Regions from separate parts of the Homo sapiens genome. Here region 2 is linked to region 1. A link is a loop called in an ENCODE intact Hi-C map of the cell type or tissue named here. Cell type or tissue: OCI-LY7. All regions are shown on one strand. Each heading gives the region's core, and the rest is flanking DNA. Links, peaks and the distances in the headings are about the cores only.

Region 1 (4,401 bases), core at 270-4,269:
GTTTGAGACCAGCCTGGCCAATATGGTGAAACCCTGTCTCTACTAAAAATACAAAAATTAGCTGGGCATGGTGGAGCGCACCTGTATTCCCAGCCACTCGAGAGGCTGAGGTGAGAAAATGGCTTGAACCTGGGAGGCGGAGGTTGCAGTGAGCTGAGATCACGCCCACTGCACTCCAGCCTGGGCGACAGAGCAAGACTCCATCTCAAAAAAAAAAAAAAAAAAAAACTATAAAAATATTAAGATGGAAACATCTTGGAGAATTCAGAAAAATATAACAAAACTTTCAATAAGAAAAAAAAATGACAACTTCTTCCTAAACAGGAGCAGGAAAGCAATATTTTATATTTTATTCTCCACCAAAAGGAAATAATGGTTGGCCAGGATACACTTTTTACTTATCTATTTATTAAAAATAAACCCTTTCTTTATTCATTCATCATTCTTTTAGTCAATAAATATAAACTGAGTATGAGCTATGTGGTAGGCACTCTACTGTTAGTAATATTACATCAGCAAAGGTCCTATGGAAGGACAGTGAGAAGTAGTCTAGCATAGGTTGAAACTAAAGGATAATGACAGGTGAGGAGCTTGGAAAGGCAAAAAGAAGATAAATAATGAATGGGCTTGCACACTATGCTAAAAAATCAGGATAATCACAAAATAGAAAAGCTCATCATACAATGGGAAATCTCAAATAAGCAACTGTCCTGCGCAATTTCCTATATCATATTTCCTTAGAACAGTGTCTTTTAGTTTTTTAGGTGTGTATAAATTGACAGGATGGATACAGAAAGATCTACAACCATTTGCAAAGAGGGTACATAATTTGGGACACTTTGCCCTTATCATATTTAATCCATATTTTTAAAAGGTAGAAGAATTGCTTCAGTCAAAAATATACCAATAATTCTCTCCAAAATAATTTACGCCAAAATATTCACATATTCAGTTTTTACAAATTATTCTTTCTAAAAACCAAATAACACATAAACAAGAAAAAAACTTACTTTCCATTTTCAGCAGATATATATTCTTCCCATGTAATAGTGTTCTGAGGAGGAGGTGTAAGAGACTGTCTTCGAATCGGCTGCCAAAAAAAAAAAAGAAAGAAAGTGGGGTGGGGGAGAAAGAAAGATGTTATTTTTTAAATATAAGATTAAAATACATCGTAAACTATTAAAACTAACAATCTACTTAATCTCTTCAATATAATACTTGAAAAGGTTCCTTCCAAGATCGTTCCATGGTGGTTTAAGCTCTATTGGTAATATTTATTATCAATTTTTTTTTAAATCCCAAAAAGACAAATATCAAAATAATAACACCCATTCAGTCAATGCTTCAATCATCTAAAATGTTCCTGTCATTATACTAGCTGCTGAACATGGAACTACAGAGAAGTGTAAAAACTAACTCTGGGCCAGGCATAGTGGCTCATGCCGGTAATCCCAGCACTTTGGGAGGCCAAGGCGGGTGGATCACGAGGTCAGGAGTTCAAGATCAGCTTAGCCAAGATGGTGAAACCCCGTCTTTACTAAAAATGCAAAAGAATTATCCGGGCGTGATGGTGAGTGCCTGTAATCCCAGCTACTCAGGAGGCTGAGGCAGAGAATTGCTTGAATCTAGGAGGTGGAGGTTGCAGTGAGCCGAGATCGTGCCACTGCACTCCAGCCTGGGTGACAGAAGCAGACTCCACCTCAAAAAAAAAAAAAACAAAACTCTGATTCAAGGAATTTACAATTCAGTTGGAAAGAAAAAAAAAATACAGACATGAACAGTTAACCAGAAATATAAAAGAGCATATTATTAAAGGCCAAATGAGATTATAGAAAATAGAAAATATATGAGAAAAGATAGCAATCTTCTGTGGGTAAAGATCAAGACTATGCAATTGGACTTCAGATTTAAATGAAGATGAAACAGAGTGTTTTTAAAACAGAGAAAATTAAAGGTAAAAAACACAAGAAGACTGATTTAAACTCAGATGGGAAGTTCAAAACGGAGATCAACAGTAGATGGTAAAAATCGCAAAGGTCAGATTTTAAAACTTTCACCCTATCTTTGCTAAATATGAATTTCAATCACTATAAGATGAACTGGCAATAAGGAACTAAACTCTGGAGCAGAAAAGGAAATTGGAAATTCCTGGGCCAGGTGCAGTGGCTCATGCCTGTAATCCCAATACTTCGGGAGACAAAGACAGGAGAATCACTTGAGCCCATGAGTTTGAGACCAGCCTAGGCAACATAATGAGGCTCTGTTTCTTAAAAAAAAAAAAAAAATTAGCTGAGTGTGGTGGTGCGTGCCTGTGGTCTCAGCTGCTTGAAAAGCTGAGGCGGGAGGATCACTTGAGACCAGGAAGTTGATGCTGCAGTAAGCCATGATTATGCCACTGCACTCCAGCCTGGGTAACAAAGTAAGACCCTGCCTCACAGAAAAAAAAAAAAAGAACTGGCCAGGCGTGGTGGCTCATGCCTGTAATCCTAGCACTTCGGGAGGTCAAGGCAGGTGGATCACTTGAGGTGAGGGGTTCAAGACCAGCCTGGCCTATATGGTGAAACCCCATCTCTACTAAAAATACAAAAATTAGCCAGGCGTAGTGGCTCGCACCTGTAATCCTAGCCACTCAGGAAGCTGAGGCAGGAGAATCACCTGAACCCAGGAGGCAGAGATTGCAGTGACCTGAGATCACACCACTGCACTCCATGACCCAAGATCACACCACTGCACTCCAGCCTGGGAAACAGAGCGACTCTATGTCTCAAGAAAACAAAACAAAACAAAAACCTCATAAATTAAAAAAAAATTTTTTTTCAATTGCTAATGAAAACCTAACAGGACTATGGAGCAAAAAGACAATAAGTGAAAGACTAATATGAATAATAAGATGTTAATAACATTGAGAGGGTCTCATTCAAGAAATGTGGTTTTACATATAATTAGTGTAAGATGTTAATGAGCCATATATTAGAGTTGTTAAAATCAAGGATTGCTAAGACACAAAATTGAGTTAGAATCCCAGCTCCAATACCTGGTAGTTGTGTGAATTTGGGCAAGTTACTTTCTATTATGTCAACTTAACTCACTTGCAAAATGGGAATTGGGCCACTAACTCATAGTTAAAAATTAATGGAGATAACGTATATAAAAAACTTAGTGCAGGTCAGGTGTGGTGCCTCATGCCTATAATCCTGGCACTTTGGGAGGCCAAGGCAGGTTGATCCCTTGAGCTCAGGAGTTTGAGACTAGCCTGGGCAGCATGGCAAAACCCCATCTCTACAAAAAATACAAAAAAAAAAAGTAGCCAGGCATGGTGGCACACATCTGTGGTCCCAGCTACTTGAAGGGCCAAGGTGGGAGGATTCCTTGAGCCCAGGACATGGAGGCTGCAGTGAGCCGAGATCATGCCACTGCACTCCGGCCTACAGGACAGAACATGACTCTGTCTCAAAAGAAATTAAAAAAGAGAGAGAGAGAGGGAAGCAGTAAATGGAGGAAAAGCTTTTTCTCTACCCTCCGTTTTCTGCCGAACTACAGAGTATAAATTTTGCTTCACTGGAGATAACTCTATACTCTTACTAGCCCAGTGACAGCACCAGAGGAATTTGCAAACAAACCTTACTCCTTTCCTGTCCTTGGAAACCTAAAATCACTTTCATTTGTCCTGTCATTTCTCTATAAATTTATTGTTCTTTGTTGAAGATGCTATATAAGTAGAGTTCTAAGCCACTATTTTGAGCTACTTTTTTTTTTTTTTTTTTTTTTTGAGACATAGTCTTGCTCTGTTACCCAGGCTGGAGTGCAGTGGCACAATCTCGGTTCACTGCAACCTCCGCCTCCCAGGTTCAAGCAATATTTCTGCCTCAGCCTCCTGAGTTGGGATTACAGGTGTGCATCATCAAGCCCAGCTAATTTTTGTATTTTTAATAGAGATGGGGTTTCACCATGTTGGCTGGGCTGGTCTCAAACTCCTGGCCTCAAGTGATCTGCCCAACTCAGCCTCCCAAAGTGCTGGGATTACAGGCATAAGCCACTGTGATCAGCCCTTGAGTTACTTTTCCTTGGGGTTTCTTGTGTGGTGTGCGGCACGCATTAATAAACTTGTTTGCTTTTCCCTTATAAATCTGTCTTTTGGTACGAGAGTCCATCTCAACTAAGAACTAAGTTTGGAAGAGGTAAAGTTTAGTTTCCCTTATGGTATAATGGAGGCCAAAAGAAAAGACTGTTTCAATATCACACTACAGAGACTTTGAAGAGAAAGAAGCCTGAAAAAGCCATAAATTTTGTTGGTTAGAAGTCATTGATGATCTCTGAGTAGCAGCCGAGGGATGTGGAAAGAAAGGAAACAGAGTTTTTTAGTATCAGGCAAGATGAAAGACAATGTTCTTTCCTTGAGAA
Region 2 (4,401 bases), core at 334-4,333, 220 kb after region 1:
ATAAGACAAGGATGCCCACTTTCACCCCTTTTTTTCAACATAGTACTGAAAGTCCTAGCCAGAGCAATCAGGCAAGAGAAAGAAATAAAGGGCATTCGAATTGGAAAGAAAGAAGTCAAATTATCCTTATTTGCAGATGACATAATCTTATATTTAGAAAAAACAAAATACTCTACCAAAAAACTCTTAGAATTGACAAACCAATTAAGTAAAGTTGCAGAATACAAAGAAATGTACAAAAATCAGTAGGATTTTTGTAGGCTAACAGGAATCAATATTAAAAAATCAAGAAAGCAATCCTATTTACAATAGCTATTAAAAATCCCTATGAATCAATTAACCAAAGAAGTGCAGGATCTCCATAAAAGAGAAAGCATACAACAGTAATGAAAAACATTGAGGATACCAAAAAATGGAAAGATACTCCATGTTCATGGATTGGAAGAATTAATATTGTTAGAATGTCTTTACTATCCAAAGCGATCTACAGATTCAAGACAATCCCTATCAAAGTACCAATGACATTCTCACAAAAATAGAAAAAGAGATTGGTTCATGTGACACCATTTAACAAATAGTAGCGTAAATTGTCAATTTAAAATTTGAGATGTGAGAACTGCAAAAGGGAGAAAATTATTTTCTAACCTATAAATGAAATAGAAATGCTACATTTTACCATGGCATGTCACTAGCACAATTTTCAGTTATTACTACACATAAGCTTTATCAAAAAGTTTCTCATATTAAATTAACAAATATTTTTTGGTACCTTGGTATAAGGCAGGCACACCAACTTAATTCTGCCAAACATTTAATCCATTTGCCTTCGTCTGCTCAAGTTGTGTGTGTTTGTGTGTTGTTAAAAAGTGATCTCATTTTAGTTAACTGGATAGAGATTTTATTTCAAAATGCTTATCGTGAGAATTCCGCATTTGAAATACATATATTTTTCTATTAAGTTAAATGAGCAATCAACTTCCAGACTGAAGTTATTTTTATACATAATAAGTAGTTAGCAATATGACTTGATTTCTAAAGCCTTGAAAAAGCTGCCTTTTCCTAAACACCTCCCATGTCAAATGCTACCTGAAAGAACCAATATTACAACCTCTTAATTCCTTCCTCCTTCACTTCCCCACCCCTTCTTTCTCCCTTCTCCTTTCTTTTTCCTCCCACTGTCTCTCCCTCTTCCCTTGTATTCCACTTTTTCTTTTATAAATATTTACTGAATGCCTTTTATAATCCGGCAACGTAAGAGTTGGGGAGCTCTTTGTATTGTAATAAAGTACATACAGTTCTCTTTCCTAAGAAGCCCAGTGCCTAGTCAGGCAAAAAGATGTCTAACAACTTGTAAGAAAGATTGCATTGCCATAATGAAGGTGTGAATAAAGTATTGTAGGGAGCCAGAGAAAGTTTCATAGAAAGGAGACTATTTGAACTAAATCTTGATTAATAATTAAGCATTAAGGGTGAAAAAGACATTAAGTATTGCCCTCTCAACATGCAAATACTTCTGAGATTTCAAAATTTCAGAAAACATTATTATTATTATTATTATTTTTTAGTAGAGACAGAGTCTTGTTTTGTTGACCAGACCGGTCCCAAACTCCTGGGCTCAAGTGGTCCTCCTGCCTTGACCTCTCCCAATGCTGAGATTATAGGCATGAGCCACTGTGCCCAGCCAGAAAACATTTATTATGCACATAATTATCTAAGGTACTATGTCAGAAAATGGGGCATTAAGAAAAAAATAAGACTTGGTTCTTTTCCTTGAGGATCATAGTTTCCTAGGAGGAAAGAGGTTTCTAAAATATGTATTCTTAGGCTGGGTGCGGTGGCTCACGCCTGTAATCCCAGCACTTTGGGAGGCCGAGAAGGGTGGATCACGAGGTCAGGATATCAAGACCATTCTGCCCAACATGGTGAAACCCTGTCTCTACCACAAAATACAAAAATTAGCCAGGTGTGGCAGCATGCATCTGTAGTCCCAGCTACTCGCGAGGCTGAGGCAGGAGAATTGCTTGAACCCGGGAGGCGCAGGCTGCAGTGAGTCGAGATTGTGCCACTGCACTCCAGCCTGGGCGACAGTGTGAGACTAAGTCTCAAAAAAAAAAAAAAAAAAGGTATTCTTAGTATATTGCAAGGACAGACACTTTGCTTTTATGGGAGTAGGGGTAGAGGCAGGAAGGTTAGGGGTAGGGTTTCAAACAAAATTAGTTCACGGGAATTGAGCCTATAAGATGACAAATGTTACAGAGAGAAAAACTACCAAGTGTTATTCATGCTGAGATGGGTGTTTCTGGGTCCTGGGAATCTCCTCTCACTCAGTTTGCCTCTAATTCTGTACCTGACAATTCTCACACTGCTGAGACTCCACTGGAGCAGGGCAGAACCAGCCACTTACAGATGAGTTAGATGTAAGATACCTCCAGAGACTCCAGACTACGTACAGGTGCCTTCAGAGAGCTGGGAGCTCCTTCTATAGGAGCCAAGCTGACGCAAGACTAGCAACTTTGGTAAAAAGAGCTAGTCATTACCCTCTTAATGTGAATTCATTTATGTATTGATTTGCTCCATGTCCTGGGCATCAAAATCCAGGCATTTAGAAAAAGAAGGATCTCTAAAAAGGGGTGAGCAGTGAGAGAAGACTGTAGAAAGAAGGAAGGAATAATAGAGAAACTTCACCCACTTCTTTGATAAGTAGGACCAGACTCCATGAGCCATTGATTACTTCTTGTGTCAGACTGGCACATATCAAGGAATTGAGTTTAGGGCCCAGCTGTGACCCCTGCAGGAAAATTTTTATTTGTACTTGGAAAATTATTTGTTTTTTATGTTTATTTGCTTTTAAGTACAGTTGTCCCTTGATATATGCAGGGGATTTGTTCCAGGCCCCCATCCATACCAAAATCCTTGCATACTCAAGCCCCACAGTGGGTCCTGCAGAACCTGAGTATATACAAACAGTTGGCCCTCCATATAGGTAGCTTTTGCATTTCTTTAATACTGGATTTTCAATCTAAGTTTGGTTGAAAAATCTCAGTATAAGTGGACATACACAGTCCAAATCTGTGTTGTTGAAGAGTCAACTGTTTAATGAAATTGATATGGTATAACTTTAGGGACTTTGATTCTCAACTACTCTAATGATACAAACTAGGTAATTTAACTCTGTGCACCTGCATTCAAGCTAATTCTTGGCTCTAAACTGTGGAATATAGGAGCACATGTTCTCAGGATCTCCCGAGGGCTGTGTCACAGAAATTTATATATATATAAAACAAGAAAGCTGGCACCTGAGTACGATAATTAAATTGGCAGAGATATTGAAATATGATCCCTGGAGGTTATTGATTATATGGCTCCCAGTAGTCTAATCTTTGGAGTTAAATCAACACATCCTGGTTTTAATGTAGGCCATGAATTGGAGCCTGCTTCTGCTTCATGACACTTAGAACAATGATTCTAAATATCTTTCAAGTTCACAAAGCTAGAATTTTTGAATTTTTTAATGCTAGATTTCTGTGGCATACTTAATGGAATTAATTTACCTCCATTCACAAATGATTGCTCTCTTTTGATTTGCTCTAATCTTGCATTGCTGTTTGATTAGAATGCTCATTTCCCTTATCTGGCTCACTTATATATGCAAGAGGCAAATTACTTCATGTTTCAATAAATAAATAATTATATTTTGGTCTCAGTTTGGGGTTAAGTTGTGTCTGTGTTACTCTTTTGTAAGCTGGATATTTCCTTATACCATTTTTATGGCCTATTTAGCTCAGAGTTTTGGCTCATAGATATTGCTGTAATATAGAGCTCTTCAGTTGTAGTGAAAGTGAAGTTTACACATTAAATAAAATAAGAAACTTTAAGATTTGTGCTACTTTGGCATGTAAAGTCTCACTTATAAACACATTATCTCATTTGTCAGGTGTTCATTGGCCAAATCAAATGTTTTCATTTGGGGCACTTGAAAGGATAGTATAATGCAGTTTCCCACCTCAAAATATTTTTTTATGTAATAAAGGAGATAAGAAAGTTAGCAAAATGAACGTGCTATAAAGGATGGTAAATGAGTCACAAGAATTCATAGGAGAGCAATTTCACTCTTGGGTAGTATCAGGCAGGTGGCTAGGCCCCTGCCACAGTTGGAGACCTTGAGCACCTTTCCCCATGGCTGGCCTTTACTCACACCAAGGGCTAGATGCCTTTGTACAGGGCACAACCTGCACAACTGTACCCTATAGTCTTGGCTTTGGGTAAGTATGACTTTATGTAAACAGCAGTTTTGAGCTGAGCAAAAGGGCTATAAAAACTATCCCTCCTTTTAGTAATCCAGATGGTGTGTTTATGATACGAAAGAGTAACACTTCAAGCATAGAAAAGACATTATTTACA

What was found. Peaks named below come from ENCODE experiments on the same cell type or tissue, not always from the same donor. Only the 100,000 strongest peaks of a DNase experiment are listed, where the experiment ranks them.
Region 2: it touches region 1 in a loop (2.5-fold over the local background); 1 of 110 quality-filtered maps calls a loop at or near these places.

The regions. Positions count from the first base shown.
Region 1 is chr1:70,275,755-70,280,155 of GRCh38, forward strand. ANKRD13C (ankyrin repeat domain 13C) reads right to left here. Exons shown (of 13, transcript NM_030816.5): 10 at 1,011-1,090. Among named protein-coding and RNA genes, the nearest start is that of SRSF11, 57 kb to the left of the region's middle. In OCI-LY7, for the core only: no CTCF peak of the experiment used is centred there; a DNase peak (open chromatin) is centred at 2,357.
Region 2 is chr1:70,492,203-70,496,603 of GRCh38, forward strand. No RefSeq gene overlaps it. Among named protein-coding and RNA genes, the nearest start is that of CTH, 83 kb to the left of the region's middle. In OCI-LY7, for the core only: no CTCF peak of the experiment used is centred there; no DNase peak of the experiment used is centred there.